2 separate regions of the Homo sapiens genome follow, and region 2 is linked to region 1. A link is a loop called in an ENCODE intact Hi-C map of the cell type or tissue named here. Cell type or tissue: B cell. All regions are shown on one strand. Links, peaks and the distances in the headings refer to the core of each region. The heading gives the core; the rest is flanking DNA.

Region 1 (8,352 bases), core at 149-8,148:
TTGCAATTTCACGAAGAGAAAGCACTAGGAGAGAGTTAATACATTACTTTGTATACCACAAATTATAAATGCATGGTAAAGTATTTTCAGGATACAAAACTAAAATATTATCTGTGGTTTTCTACTGTGGTTGAAATCATGATTGATATTTATTTTCTTTTATGGATTTGGCTATATTTTCCAGTAAACATAGATAAGTTTTGTAACAAAAATTCATTTTGATGATCTGTGCAGGAAACCATCATGGCACACGTTTACCTATGTAACAAACCTGCACATCCTGCAAATGTACCCCTGAACTTAAAATAAAAGTTGGAAATAAGAAATAAAAAAAAAAACTTGGTAGTAGTTGAATTCTTTGATAATTACAATAAAAACTGTAACAAAACCAACACCCAGAAATACAGCAACTAGTTTACTGTATCCACCACTAGTTCTTTCAAATCTACTCTCTCCAGATTTCAGGATTATTTATCCTAACAAGTTCCCAAATTTGAAAGTCTAAAAACTATTGTATATTTGAATGGAACAAGGTTATTACCAAAACAGTTCATTCATCTCATTTGATTTGATATGATGTTTCAGCCAGTTCTTACCTCATGGCTTTCCAGTCAGATAACCAAGACCCACTTAGAATTCACAATTCTGCTCTGGATAACTGAGTCACTATATTAAATTGAGGATTTAAATAACTTTAAAAGTATGTCTCAGGCTTCACCATAAACCTGTCCACACTCCACAAAAAGTGCCTAGAGGCAACACCAAACATACAAGTAAGGACTCTTCTCCTCGTAAAACCTCTGGTTTTGATTTGACACATATTCAGTATTAGCCCTTAAAAATTTAACCACATTTCTCATTTATTTTCAACAAATGTTACTGATTTCATCCTTCTCTTAATATTTGTTCTTCATTCTTTTTATATCTAGAGTCATGAAACTTAACTACTTTAGAAACTGAAAATCCAATAGAAACAAAGAAGCATCTTTATAGGTGATCTTTAAAAAATGTTGCCTTTGAAATGCTTTATAAAATATTGACAACCAGAAAACATGTGTGATTTGAAATTCCAGGACAAAATTAGATATTTAAGCAACTACATTAAAAATTTCTGAGTTCAAAACATTTTGCAACAAAAAAGAAAATAAATACAATTCGTATTGGAAGTAGAGCAGATGCATTTAAATGGCTTTTATATAATTATTTATCCTTCCAACTGTACATTCCTATTCATAAAATGTAGTATGTTTCTATTTTTTGTTAGTCATTAAATGAATGGTGATATCCCCTCCAAATAATTGTCAGCAAAAATACAGTCTTTCCTTATTTTTTCCATAGTCAGAGATAAATTCCTACCTTGTGTTCTATTCTTTAAAACTAACTCCCAAATAATCTTTTCAAAATATGATTTAAAAATCTTTTGTTCATAATGTGTGAGATCATGTCACTGCTTTGAATTACCAACCATTCCACCCAATTCATCACCTATACTTCTTAAACAATTTCCTCATAAATCAGGTGGAAAGTTTCTATTACATTAATATAATGATAAAGGGCAGTGATTACTGGCTAATTATATAATATTCAGATATATCAAAATATCATTATATTACTTTACAACCAGAGAAAGTTATTACTTTAAAAACTCTGACATCAAAAAAGCATAATTAAAAACAAAATTTTGGGGGAATTAACATCTTTAAGATTTAAATGTGTAGCTCCAGGAAGTCTAGGTATTTCAAGTCTGTAGATTGGCATTCTAAATTATCTTTTCAGATATTTATAGAAAGATATTTGGCTGGCTGGCATTTTACTTGGAATGAGATACATGAAGTGGATTGGAGATATGCTTTATAAAGCCAAGTTACAAAAGCAAAACATATAATACTTGAAAGACTTAGCTATGCTTTAAGTCACTAAAGCTATGCTTTAAGCTATGCTTTGGTCACATTCTTATTTCACTACCCAAAGTGAGCTACAAAAGTCAAAAATATTTTTGAATCATAAATTGTTGATAAAATTTTCATATAATTTTCTATGGCAAGTATAGAACATTTATGAAATCTAAGATCCAAAGAAAAGACATTTTCACCTTTTACTTGCACTTTTCATATGCTCTTTCTGTACTTTTTTTTAGAACCAGTCCCCTTTGAATATCTTTCTGTCCCATTTATCTTTTTTAGTAATTGGTAAGTCAATAAATCAAACAATGATTGTCTACTTTTTCCAAATGAAGCATTAGGAATAAAAAAGTTTATCAAGGTAAAACTTCCCTTACTGAGTCTGAATTGTACTTAAATCAATTTAAAAACAAATATAGTTACACCTAGTAATATAAGATAGCACACACGGCCATTACACTGAGAGATACAGAAAGTATTGAATTTAGTATTTTTCTTGTAATGAAAGATTGGTATAAGTAAGTAACAGTTGTATGGTTAGGTTGGGAATATTTAGAATGAGAGGCTGAGAAACTGCATTTATATTTCACTTCCAACAGGAGTCACTTAAGAGAAAGACATGAAGAGAGGGCAGGGAATGTGCCTTAATCATGTTTGTTAGCCCTGTTCCTTAGCACAGTGTTTAGAAGGTCAGTGTTTCTGAATAAAGTGTTTGCTGGAAGAGAGTGAATGAATATACAAAGCAGTGACTCAGACTTATTCTGGTTATGCTGCAAAGCAAAGGGGCAGGACATAGGGAAGGCAGTTGATCCAATAATGATTGATATCCCAGACACGAGGTAAATGTACACTTTGGCAGTAACAGGAAAATGGAAGATAAGGATGAAAAGTCTATGTCAAAGGAAAGCTAGCCAGGATGGGTGACAGGGTAGAAAAGGAAAATGAGTGAGAATAAAGTATGATCACAGATTTAAAACTTCTGTAACTGGAAATGATGCTGCTGTCAGAACATAGTTTAGGAAGAAAGGCATAACTTTAAGTTATACTGAGTTCAAAGTGAGTATATATTACCCTCAAAATTAAGGGTGAAATGCTGGGATTAAAACTGTTGAAAGTAACCATGAGAAAGCACTATGAATGCTTCCTTACTAGGAATAAATTACCCACCTGGCTTCAACAGAACACACTCAGTGCTACCCTACATTTGGACTCTACAAACTATGCCACTAAAAGATAATTGGCGTTCTTCATTCTTCATATGCAAAGAAAATTAACTTACCTTAGTATCTGATATTTCACAACATGTTTCTTGAGCTATGAGGTTTGCACTGCAGTAGATTTTAAGTTGGTGAAGTTCAATCTATGAAAAAATTAGTAATAAGAAACATCTTTAGTTTTTTGGAATCACATTCAGGCAGTTAAGAACTACAGTAATTTAATCAGAAAGAAAAAGGAAGCTAATATAAATAAATTACTGGTGGATATTTTAATGTTTTTATTAAATGTAGGATTCATTGTTTTGTGGACTACTTGAGAGACATAGAGTTGGATATAGAGATGGATCTATAGATAAAGGAAATCAGGTAATGAAAGCAATTGCAAACCTTGGCTAGCTGTTTCAAACAATAAAATAGAAGTACTTAATTTTAAAAAAGCTATTGTTTTACACTACAGTAAAGAATGCCCACAAAATGAGGCCATTTCAAAATAAAAAAAAAATTGGAGAAAAGGTAAAATCAAAGATATGAGCACATGATGAGAAAGGCTTTATTTGTACTTCCAGACTCCTATTTGAGGCACTGAAATAGGTGTTCACTTACCAACAAGGAAAAAAAATTTTTTATCTATATTTCACGAATTCTGCCTAAAACCTATTGATTTTATATTATATTGGTATAATCTAAGCAGGGCTAACAACCTTTTTACAAAAATAATTGATTCCTTCTATTTGCTTAGCAGATTTCTCTTTTTTTGGCATTTGGACATGAAATTAACTGTAGTTCAAGGAAAGTAAAATCATGCCTTTAAATGCAAGATGAAATCAACACCTAAGAAAAAGTAAATAGTACTGATTATTGATAAAATAGCAATATAATAAATTCTTAAATAGGCTGTTTGAATTCTTTAAGCACTGAAATGTATTAAATAATGCATTATTTTGAGGTCAATAAGTACTTTATACAGAAAGACCCAACTCTAATCTTATAATAATTAATCTTATAATAATAGAAAGCAGGCATTTGTGATTAGAGGTGAATCTCTACTCCAACTTTAAAAGCAAAAAGGGGGGAAAAATCTATAACTTTTACTTTTCGCCTCAGATGAACAAAATCAATGCAGTTCATAGAATGCGTTAACAACTCCAGACATCTTACAGATTCATGAGCAGCCTAAGATTTGCAGAAAATGCAAAATCATGAGACTAAATGAAATGTAATGATTTATGTTCTGTAACTTTTTGCAAGGTTATTAAGGTTAATTTTTATTTATAAAATTTAAATACACCGTCTTACATAGTATAATGAAATACCAGCAGTAACATATGAATTATTTAGAATGAAGAATGAGAACTCTAGTTAATTAATATTGTTCTTAACTAAACTTTTTTATTATCACTGTTATCAAAATAGTCAATAAATATTGAAATCCTATTATGTACCATCCATTGTACCAGGTCCTGCTTATGAATTGTTTTACTTAACTAAAGATAGATGATCAATTTTCAAAGGATTACAACCTGATTGAGTTCCATGACATTGAAATGACAGTCAGAATAGTTTATGCTTTGTTTATTCATTCATTACTTTAGAATGCTTCACTGATATAGTGCTTTAGAAGGAGAATGCTTAAGGCTAAATCTGTACTGATGCTTGTCAAAATGCTGAGTTGATTTAAAAAAAAATCTTCATATCAGTTTTGTCACTTTCTCACAAAAATACACAGGTGGGATAGGTGAAATAAAACTAAATCATGATAATTTTTTTCAATAACACACAGCCCAAATAAACACATTTTCACACCATAACAGATCTTATGAATCACAGAGCTTGTACAGAGATGATGAAAAATTAATCCATTCAAAGTTTCAGTAGAACCAAGAATCTTTTATAAAAATATGTATTTTGTTTGTTTAACTCAAACAGTGACTATCTCCAAAAATATTGCATCATTGTGACATGCCTTCAAGTTTATCCTCAAATGAACCAAGAATCCACATGAAATTATGAAACCACTGTAATACCACGGTTTTTACCTATATCCTTTTTATAAGGATTCACGTGATATTCTTTAGCCTCAAATTGTGGGATCAATTCTTTTGTTTGTTTGTTTGTTTTTTGTTTTTTGAGACAAAGTCTTGCTCTGTCGCTCAAGCTGGAGTGCAGTGGCATGATCTTGGCTCATTGTAACCTCCCCCTCCTGCCTCAGCCTCCCGAGTAGCTGGGATTACAGGCGTGTGCCACCACATCTGGCTAATTTTTTGTATTTTTAGTAGAGACAGGGTTTCACCATGTTAGCCAGGATGGTCTCGATCTCCTGACCTCGTCATCTGCCCACCTCGGCCTCCCAAAGTGCTGGGATTACAGGCATGAGCCACTGCGCCTAGCCCGGGATCAATTCTATCCTTGGGTGAGAAGTTAATGAGACACAGGACATAGAACACTCAATCTTCTTAGATTGAGGTCCAAGACTGGATCTCATTCTTGCAAAAACTCTAAGAAATAAACTATAAACTGTTTATACATAATAAACTAAGAAAACGTGCAGCCATCAAATTTAGATATATCTAACTTTTTTAAGATTACAGACCTTGTTCTCTAGGGAAATCAATAATAAATCTATATCATGTTAGCTTCAAATGTAATATTTAAAGTAACTTTTTATCCAAAAGGGTTTTACTAGGCAATTTTTCTCTTTCAAATGACCTACTAATACATTTAGTGAATTTTTCTGTACAATAGAACCCTGAAAAACCATTATACGCTTATAAAAAATAGTCTGCAATACAAAGTAATTGCTATTGTAAGGATGAATAGTCTATTGTTCTTGAATGAAAATAGCAGATAACCTGGAACCATTTAATTTGAACTTCAGCTTTTTCCAGCCCTTTCTATTTAAAACATATGAACTTAGACCAAGTTTATATTTTGTATCATATTTTCAATTTTTACTTTTAATAATCTAATTTTTTAAGGCATGACCTAATTATTTTAAATTCCCAGGCTGGAGAAAATGGGTATAAAATGGAGTGAAAATAATACATGTGAAAATACAATTGGAAATAACATAGCTGTTCTTCACACATCTGACGGCAAATTAATTAAATTAATAAAATTGATGAGAAGGGAATCTATTACACAGTAATAAAAGAAGAATGTTTTTAATAAGATTTTTTTTTTACTTAGAAATTTTAGTTCTCTTTCACAACTAACATCACAACTTACATCCACAGGCTTGCCATCTGAAGCTCGCGTAGCAATAACTGTCCGTCCATGGAAATCCACAGTGTCCTTTTCATCAGTCTGCCTCCTCGCAATTAAATTACAATCCATATAAAGTGAAATGACCTGGGATTGTATACTAATGCCAAGTTTGTGCCACTGACGATCAAACAAAGGACGGAGTTCTCGATTTCTAAAAATGTAGTTCAACACATCTCCCTCTGTGGCTTGAAACATAAATTCCACCACCTTCTTTCCACCATCAACTACTATAGAAATCTGCAAAAATGTAAAGTATCTTTAAATGTTTTAAAAATCAATGTTCAAAATTATTAAAGCACACAAAGAAAAGCTCAAGATGCATATTAGTATAACTGAGGCACTTAGTAAAATATTTTAGATGACACTTGTGTCCACCAGGTTTGTTAAAATAAAAGAACAGCAAACACCACTACAAAAATGGTTTAGAAATGGGGCATTCTGGTGAATGTAATATGCTCCTTCCTAAGAGAACATCTAAGAGTGTGTGTGTGTGTGTGTGTGTGTGTAGTTATTTTAAATGTTTATATAAACCATTTATAAGTTTATATATACATAATTTATATACACTATAGATAAAATTTTATAAGATATATAAATTATTGCTCTGTATTAGTAACACAGGAATTTAAGGTTACCAATTTAAGAAGACTAAGAATGTGATCATTTCCCTAAGTAGGGAAGCTAAGATCAATTCTTTCACCATTGATACTTTGCAAGGTACAGAGAAAACACATTTTATAGAGGACATACTCTTGGTTGATCTACTCATCATAAAATTGTAGCTGTATTAACAGATTAAAAGATCAGTGATGATTTAAAACATTTCAACGGATATGTACACAAGTAAAAACTAATGTATGGTGCCAACAAGTAATTTTGAGGTTCCTCTCCCCTCGCTGGAGTGCCAGCATTCCTTCTTTGCAGCCCAAACGCCATCTCTTCTATATGCTCTCCTAGATTCCTGCTCTCTCCATCCCCCAATTCCGATGAGCTGCCCTTTCGGTGCTCCCATTGTCCACACCCAACACTAAGCTTAACTCTACCACTGCACTTGTTCAACATAATTATGCTATATTATGTTGTTCTCCTAGATGTCATCTCCTTACGCCTTATGCTCCCTGATAATACAAATTCTGTTTTTCAGATCTCTTTTCTTGTCACTACCTAGTATATAGTATGTGTTCCATAAATTTTTATTGATGGGATAAATATTTAAGTCTCAACTCTTTATTCACCAAGAGTTGTCCAATGAAATGATAAACTGCTTTAAAAATAATATATAACATTAGAGACGACAGAAGGAAGATGAAGAATGTGTTACTTAGAAAGAATTAGTTAATGAAGCAGTTGTAAAGAGAAGGCAGTTTTACATCTTTAAACAAAATATGGACCTAGAAGTAAAATAAAAACAAAAACTAACACTATGTTTACCACTATACTCTCATATTATGGATCTCAGCAAGGCCATCCTAACTACGAGAATACTTGCATTTTCTTGTTGATGATCCCTCTAAAGGATAGAACATTTGGATACTAGATCTACTCGCAAATTTGTGCACCAGTTCAAATAATTCACCTGGCTTAATTACACAAGGAAAACTAATGAGCACAACTCTAATGGTACTTTACCTGTGGAATATTCTGCTGGTTTAAAACCTGCCACAGAAACCACCGTTCCTTTTTGGCGTTTCTTCGTACTCGAAACATGGCAGCTACTGAGTACTCCTCAGGAAGGCCTTTGGGAAATATCTTACTGTGGGAGGAAAACAAAGAACTTTTGTGGGGAAACTGGAGATTGCAAGAAAATAAAATCTAGGTATAAAGTTCTGTGTAACACAATATCTCAGTCATATTTTTCTCAGTAAATGTGTAACTTATGCACTTTTCTCTTTCCTTTTAAAAAATCTTCTGGTACAGTGTTGTTAAAGTTTGGAGTGTATAAAAATGAGTGAAGAGATTACAGTATTAAA
Region 2 (8,352 bases), core at 54-8,053, 96 kb after region 1:
GACTGGGTAATTAAAAAAGTTTAATTTTTTAAGTTATTCCAGCCTTTATCTACTTTGGTTGTTTATATTCAGATCACTGAATAATCACCCAATTGCCCAGGTAGCTTTGAGTTATAAATGAGCATAAGTTGTTTACCCAGGGCAAAAATAAATGAGTTTTCCACTGTAAGACAGAGCTAGGAAATCAGAAAGGGAGTTGATCAGAACCAAATGTCCTAAAAAGCTTGATGCAGAAGTAGTCAAAGTTGCAATGGCACACAAGCGGAAGTGATGTAAAAAACATCTAAAATAAGGGAAAAAAGATTAATCCCGTGGTGAAATTTCAGTATTTGTGGAGTCTGAATGGAAGAGATATTTTCGTTCTTTTAAAAAAAATTTTTTTGTAAGCTCCTGAATTTCCAAGAAGGCAATTTAAACCAGTCTTTATGAGAAGGCAATAATTTAAAAACAAAAATAGGAGCAGAATTAGAGTAGATTAATAATAATATGAACTAGACCTGTGACCTCCAATATTTGTGTTTCCTGCCCTTAAAATTTCTGATCTAGATTCCTTAACCATCTCAAAGAAATTCTGAAGAAAAAATGGTAAATGAAGGAAAAGCTGTTCACAACACATATTCTCTGATGCTGTCTCCTGATTATAGTCTTATATTCTTTATCTGGGTGGAATGTGCATCATCAATAAAATGTACATGTATTTCATTTCTGACCTCAAATTTTTTTTCACATAGTCTGATAAATGTTTATTCCTTACAAACAGCCATGGTACATTTTATGCCATTAAATTCTAACAACACCTCTATGAGATGCCAAAGTGGTTATTAAACCTATCAGGTAGTATACAAAGAGTTAGCAAAACAGAGGTCAGCCTGAGTTTGAAGCCAGGTTCTGCCTCTTACTAACTGTGGAAGTTTGAGAAGTTACTTAACCTCTTGATGCCTCAGTTTACTCATATGTAAAGTGGGGACAAAAATATTCCCTCCATAAAAGGGTTGTTGTGAGATTTGAGTTAATGCTTATAAAGTACGTGGAGCCATGCCTGGAACATAGTAGGTGCTAAATAACTAGGAGCTGTTAGTACTCTATTTAGAGTTAGATCTAATTTTGAAATCTCAGTTCCATGTGTCTTATAGCTGTGTGCCCTGGGAAAATCCCTTCATTTATTTAACGCCTTCTTTCTTCTTGGATAATTTGGAGATTTAAAAAAATCAAAAAGAAATTTCACAAGGGTGTCATGAAGACTTAATGGGATAAAATGTGTCGCAGTTATTTGTAATGTACAAGGAATAAAAGTTGACCTAGACGGCTAAGAAGTTTTGGCGCCAGAAGTCAACTGTATATATATAATACTAACTTACTTAGACACCAATGTTCACTGACTTTCTGACTCTGGGAGTACATTCCAGATTTGTTCTGTAATAAAGGAAAGTAAAACTGATCCTTAACCCATCAAGGCTCCTGTACTTACCATGGAAAATGACAATGTTAAAAATTACACTTCTGACAAAAGTTACATGTTAACAATAGCTTTTCTTTTCAGTATGAACATCATTCTCAGTTTATGTGATAGTATTGTAATCAAAGGTTCAGAAAAGCTAATGAAATACTATAAAATGTCAACTGTAAAAATAATTTTAGTGGAACGAATTGGAGAAGTGGAAAAGACAAATTGGTTAGGAATAAGACCATCCTAATAATTAGCCATTAGAAAATGGTCTCACTGAGCAAAATAAAGGTCACATGGGGGTCAGCTGCTAAGGTTCTGAATTATCAATCAGAAAGTGGATAATATTCAGAAATCAATGGAGAAACTAAAGACTTTAAGCCATGCAACACAATCAACAATGAATTACACTTACATAAACACTTTCTTCAAGTCTCCAAATACATGGCAATCATGACAAACGAGGCAAAAGTAGGTGGAAGGTTGAGGAAGGAAGAAACTTGGCTTTACATCTGGTGATGGGGCAATTTTAAGAGTTCCTCTTCTGATATGGGTTTTGAATATACCGAACAGGAAATGAAGGTCTTATCCTAAATTCAATGGCATTTCCCTCAAATGGCAAGTGGTTTCTCCAAGATTGTGTCTAGACAAAGGAATCCATGACTGGGTGTGGCAGTACCTGGGCACGTCCTTGTTCATCAGTCCTTTTGGTCAGGGGCTCTGACTTGGTTGTCCTTCTGGCTCCTGCAGTGTCAAGGATGGTTTTGCACAGTAGTCAGTAATTAAGTGTTTAATGAATGAATCTTCATATATGTCTTACCCAGTCATTTATTAAAAACTTGACGGAAAAAATCATCTTCTATTTGTTTATATTCTTCACAGTATATATGGTATAATGAATGTAAACATAGACAATTGTTAAAAATTTAATTGGAAGAGTTTTTATTTGTATTTTTGAGAAATTATGGTATTAATACATATTGTTGATCCCTTAGTGACTAGGAAAATTGTAAATTAAGATCATTTATATCAATTATAAGAAATAAAGCAAATAGTAAAAATGTACAAGTTGATCATTTTCATGTGCTTAAGTTCTACTGTAAAACTAAAATTTATTATGAAAATACTTAGGCTGTTAACTAGGCACTGCCACTGATTAGAGAGTTAAGTTTGGAAATTTCACTTTTATTCATAGTGTGATAGAGTTGGCTATTAGATTAAATGAGATAATACATAGGACAGTACATTGAACAGTATAAACCTAGAATCATGCCATGCTCAATGTAAACAGGCACTAGGAAAGAGACTATAACCAATTTTGGGTTTTCTTTTTTTAATGTCACAATTGTAGTTGTAGAAAACCCGATTGGTTCTAGAATTAGACAAACTTATGGCCAAATCCTTAGAATGGCACTTACTTACTGACTTTGAGGAGTTACTAATCTGAGTGCCAAACTCCTCATATGTAAAAGGGAGGTCATTCACTTATGCCTTCTTAGATTTCTTCAAAAGATAAATATGAAAACATATGTAAAATGTTTAAATCAGTGCCTGGCATGTGGAGTATGCTTGTTTGTGAACATTTTATCCCCCTTCCTATTCTTTTTTTCTGCTCTTCTATCAACATATCCTCAGAAGGGTGGACAGGGAACAATGAGAATATTCAGGAAAGGGAGCAAAAACTGCTATGAAGATGGAAGAAACAACAACCATGTGTTACTACTGGCTCTTCTCCTTCCCCAAAAAGAATTTAGTCTTACTGCCTGTACTTTCTCGCCTTGTTAGGTAAGGTAGCTAGTCTTGATAAAGCAAAGACCTGAATGTTAATTCTGGCCAAGAGTTTGACTTGCATAACACGAAATATTTCCCTTAACTATTACTCTAGGCTTTATTTCTTCATCTGATACTGGTATGTCTCATAATTTTACAAGTGATGGATAAGGGCTGAGAAGTGGGGCAGGAAATAACTAAGGCAATCAAAAGAGAAAAATATGCTTGTAAAGCACTTAGAGCCATGCTAATTCTGAATGTTATCCACTTTCTTATCCCCTAAGAAAGTCTGTGGAAGAAGAAAGAAGAAGAATCAAATATGAAACTCATGAAATACATCCTTAATAAAGCCCTTAAATTCCATTACTCTAAACGTCTGGAATTGACTTGAAGTACTGACAACTGTAGAGCACCATCTAGTTTTGGCCTCTAGAACTGCAACCAAGTCTTCTGATTCTCAATGGTACGTAAAGTTAATTCCCAGCAGGGGGAAGGAAAACTTACTTTTTAGTGTTTTTAGTTTATTGGTTAAAGTTCTAAATTGGCTGTTTCTTCCCCCATTCCCTCAGAAAATAAGCACGCTTTGCAACAGCTGTTGTTCATTTGCCATATTAGAGTTTCTTATGGAAAATAAATCATTCATAGGTAAATATGAAATATAAAACAGATCATAATAGCAAAGGTTTATGTACATTTAAACACAATGATGTCAGTGGTTTCATTATGAACTTCGTTCTCTGGTGCTTATGAATCAGCAGCATAAATTCGCAGTAAGTGTAATCTTGGTGTATAATGAACTCCAGTGTATTTTAGAAACAATCTAATTTTAATAAAATCAGTATTTTATAAAAAGAACAAGATTCCAGTTAACAGTTTTAATACCAAAAGTATCTTTTAGTATTGAATGGAAAATATTTTAAAACAAAATGTTTTTGCTATCTGCATTTTTTCACGGCTTAAAGATTACATTATACATTTCAGCTAATCATTTGTACTGCCCTTTTTGGTCAATTTAAATATTCCTCCAGTTGAGTTTATTGTGCATGTGTAACTATTTAGAAATAATTAAAAGAAAGGAAATAAAATTTTACAAGGGTTTTTAAAAGAATGAGAACACAGATTGATTTAGTTAACTGGAATTTTGTTCATAAAAAGACATCCTTCATGCTTGACAACTCACCATAGTATTCATGTTATATTCCTACATAACCTTTAAAAATATTTATTAGCTACAAAAAGAGTAATCACTTTTGATTATTCTGACAAAAATCTTTGGAAGTTTCACATTGAAAAATGTCATCAATGCTTCAAAATTATAATACTTTAAATTTATGTAGGACAGTAGTATCTCAAAACACTGTTTAATATATCACCTATTATCAACAAGCTTTATGTAAGAGGCCACTTTAAGTGCTTTAACCTATATTTTTCTATTCCTTAATTGTTCTACCTATACTTAATTAAACTTCTGGTTTATTTTTTTCTTCTTGCCGTGTAGTTGAAAATGTGTTTATTACTCTAGGAAAATATTTAACTACCCAATGCCAGGATTCAGTGGCTACTGGGAGCAGCGAAGTCTTAGTATTCAGGCCATTTGACACTTCTCAAGAGCTAAAACATAATTAGGCAATACTGAACCTGATGAAGGGCAAAATAAAGCATCCTTCAGTATAGCCACTTCTACAACACCCTGAAGAATTAGTCTCATCCCAACTGACCCAACCATACACTGTTCTGAAGAGGATTCAACACATTTATCAGTTGTTCTTAAATAATCCCCTTAGTCCAGTTCCAACCTTTCAACATTGTATCATATTGTTAGTTTCTATAGAAATTTTATTTCCAATCTTTTCAAAAATATTGCTTAGGACTGTAATCCAAAGCAAGCATTACTGAGCCACTTCTGGGTAAAAAGTGCACCTATCAGACAATAAGAAAGCAAATTTAGGGGAGCAAGAGGAAAATTGTCAAATCACTGGCTTTCCAGATAAGACAACTCTGAGTTTTAGTAAGGTACAAAATGTGGAATGATCACCTCTGTCAAAATTCAACTAGAATGTTTTGGACATTTGAATAAAATTGGCAGATTTAATTATGCTTTTTATTTTCAAATTGGTTTTTGGGACTCAATGCAAACATTTGAAATGTCAAGGATTTAAGCTATTTGTTAACCAATTTACAAATAGGAGCATATATATCTTACTTTGCAAAGTTACCTAATATGTTTTTTTAAAAAGGTAATTAATTTGTAAATATATATTCTTTTCTCCAAAACAAAATTGCTCTTATCTTATGGTTTTCTACAATACAGAAACAGTCTCTGAATATATAACTGCCTAAAGGTTTCTACTTTTTTATTTTTACTCATCTAGATAAAAAATTCAAAACTAATATATGAACTATAGTGCTCCTGTGCGGTGAATACTCCAAAAGGGCAAATTTCTTAGAATCATTAGAAATACAAAAGTTAAAGAGAAAAGCAAATAAAAGTTGAGGGGGATCGAATCTTTATGGAATTACTGCAGCAGTTGGTAGATAAGACAATTAGGCCACATTGATAGAGAAACAAATGCACAAACACATGGAACTTTGATCAATCATCTAAAGTTGTTTCTCTTGAGATCATGATGAATAAGCTTACAATATCTGATGAGAAAGAATCCTAAAACAGGTACAATCATCCCTTGGTATCTATGGGAGATTAGTTCCAGGGCCTCCCTCAGATACCAAAATCTGAGGACGCTCAAGTCCCTGAAATAAAATGGGCTACTATTTGCATATCGCTTATGCACATTCTCCTGTATACTTTAAATCTCCCATAGATTACTTATAATAGCTGATACAGTGTAAATGCTATGTGAGTAGTTGTTAGACTGTGTTCCTTAGGGAATAATGGCAAGAAAAAAAGTCAGTATAAGTTCAGTACAGATGCAAATATTTTGATCCATCATTGGTTAATTCCAAGGACATGGATCCCATGAATACAGAGGGCCAATTATACTATGTTTTGGGAACTACTCTTTTTTTATATAATTTTTTAAATTAAAAAAAATAAAGACAAGGTCTCACTATGTTTCCCAGGCTGGTCTTGAACTCCTGTGCTCAAGCGATCCACCTGCCTAGGCCTCCCAAAGTGTTGGGATTACAGGCGTGATCCACCTTGCCTGGCCAAGGAACTTCTCTTTTTTTGTCTTGTTTTTCTTAAGTTGGTTTTGTCTCTGGTTATTGCTAGAGGGAATTTGTCTCTAATTCTAAATTTCTCTGGGAAAAGCAACTTTCTATTAGTAAAAATGTTAATGAATTACCAATGATATCTTGAAACTACAAAAGTGTTCCATGTTAAATGTGCATTTTATAATGATAGAAACAATCCAAGTCTTGAATTACATGGAATCTTGTCTATCAATGTTGATTTGCTATTAGAGAGTGACCAGACAGTGACAAGAGCAAAAAATTGAAAGCAGGCAGAAAGAATCAGCTAAAGCACAGAGTTGAAAGAGGTGCAGAGGCCAATCTCAGTAGCAAGTCATAGCTGACAGAATGTGTAGAATGCTGGCATAGCAGGATGAGATATGTCATTTCATGTCTCTTGAGAAACATGACAACCCCATAGATGTAGCACACTTCTCATTGATTTCTATTTATCCTTTAAACTAGAATAGGCAGCACAACACAGAACTGTAGTAGTCTATCCAAACATTTTCCCTTTTATATTTACATTTTCCATGAAAATAAATTCAATGAAACCTGAACAATAAACCTAAATAAAGCTAATGGAAATGATTAAATCTATCAAGTGAAATTTAATTTCTCATTGGTTTATACTCCTCTTTATAAATTCTGGAACCACTGGACATCTATTGGAATGTTCAGTGGTGTAAATTCTGGAACCATTGAGTATAGAAATGTTGAAAAATTGAAAATCCTCATATCATCCCTATGATACTTTTGATCCAATCCTCTACAGTTTTAAAACAAGAGTCCATGATTTGTCATTTTGTTCTGTTATAAATTTATGTGACACATGGAGGTTTTTGCTAATTATTAGATAGGATATAAGTCATTCAAAATTAATATATCTACTAATATCCACTATTAAAAAATGCAGACCAAATCAAGGAGTTTGGGTTTTTCTTTCTTTTTTTTGTTTTGTCTGCCACAGTGTAGTGCACCTTATGGTCACCTAACACAACAGTTTCTTTTCCATGTTTGTAGAATTCCCACCACATGAGGCAGAACTTGCCTCCCACCATTAAAGTTGAAAATATGAAATAGTCTCTTTCCCAGCTAAGTGCACAGCACAGGTGGCAATTGTGTTTTCACCAGACTACATTTACGGTGTGATTTAATCATTGTTTCTTGCTGCATAGCCTTTAAGTTGTGTGAGTTCCCCAATACCTGTTTAACAAATCCATTTTCTGCTTAAATCAAGCAGGGTTAGTTCGTTGGCCGAATGATAGAGCAAATGAAGAGACATGGTTGCAGACCACAGTCTATCATGACAAAGGAGGGAAGCAAAGGGTCTAATATGTGCCCGGGTGGAATGGAAAACAGTGAAAATCCTGTTTATATTAATTGATAGGACTTCAGAAATCACAGCATCAAATTATTTACTAAATCATCTAGGACGAAATACCCACTGAATACAAGGCTTTGGGGAAATAAGTGGCCAATCCCCAGGAGTAGTTTGAAGGGCTTGAAGAATTGAGAGACTTAATTCTTGGGAAAGGGTAGTTATTTCTAATGGTACCACTCATACATAAAGAGAATGACAAGGTGAGGGAGGATAGCTAAGGATCTCTCTGTCCTACATTTATGGGGCAAATTTATGCATTTGTATGATTTTGTTTCCTGGACATATATTGCTCTCAAGAAAATTTACAGTGGCATGGGTGCCCGATGGAGCACTAGTACGGGCTAAAGTCACTCTTTTCACAATATATTCAGCTTGAATTTTGAATGATTTCCCCCATATTGGAAAGAGTCAGGTACAATTAAATAATTAAATCCAAGATAGATAAGAAAGGAAGTAAAAGAACATGTAATCCTTAACTGTGTTAAAATTTCCACTTCAAGATAAGTGAATTGTGTCATTAGTTAGGCAGGTTAAGGTATAGGGCATGCTCCAGCACTTGAAA

What was found. A loop is a pair of places that touch in the nucleus more often than their neighbours do. Peaks named below come from ENCODE experiments on the same cell type or tissue, not always from the same donor. Only the 100,000 strongest peaks of a DNase experiment are listed, where the experiment ranks them.
Region 2: it touches region 1 in a loop (2.2-fold over the local background); 3 of 110 quality-filtered maps call a loop at or near these places.

What each region holds. Positions count from the first base shown.
Region 1 is chr6:69,927,692-69,936,043 of GRCh38, reverse strand. COL19A1 (collagen type XIX alpha 1 chain) reads right to left here. Exons shown (of 51, transcript NM_001858.6): 5 at 8,012-8,135; 6 at 6,344-6,619; 7 at 3,181-3,261. Among named protein-coding and RNA genes, the nearest start is that of COL19A1, 65 kb to the right of the region's middle. In B cell, for the core only: no CTCF peak of the experiment used is centred there; no DNase peak of the experiment used is centred there; H3K27ac peaks cover 2,201 bases.
Region 2 is chr6:69,831,182-69,839,533 of GRCh38, reverse strand. No RefSeq gene overlaps it. Among named protein-coding and RNA genes, the nearest start is that of COL19A1, 31 kb to the left of the region's middle. In B cell, for the core only: CTCF peaks have their summits at 3,431 and 3,632; a DNase peak (open chromatin) is centred at 3,633; H3K27ac peaks cover 798 bases.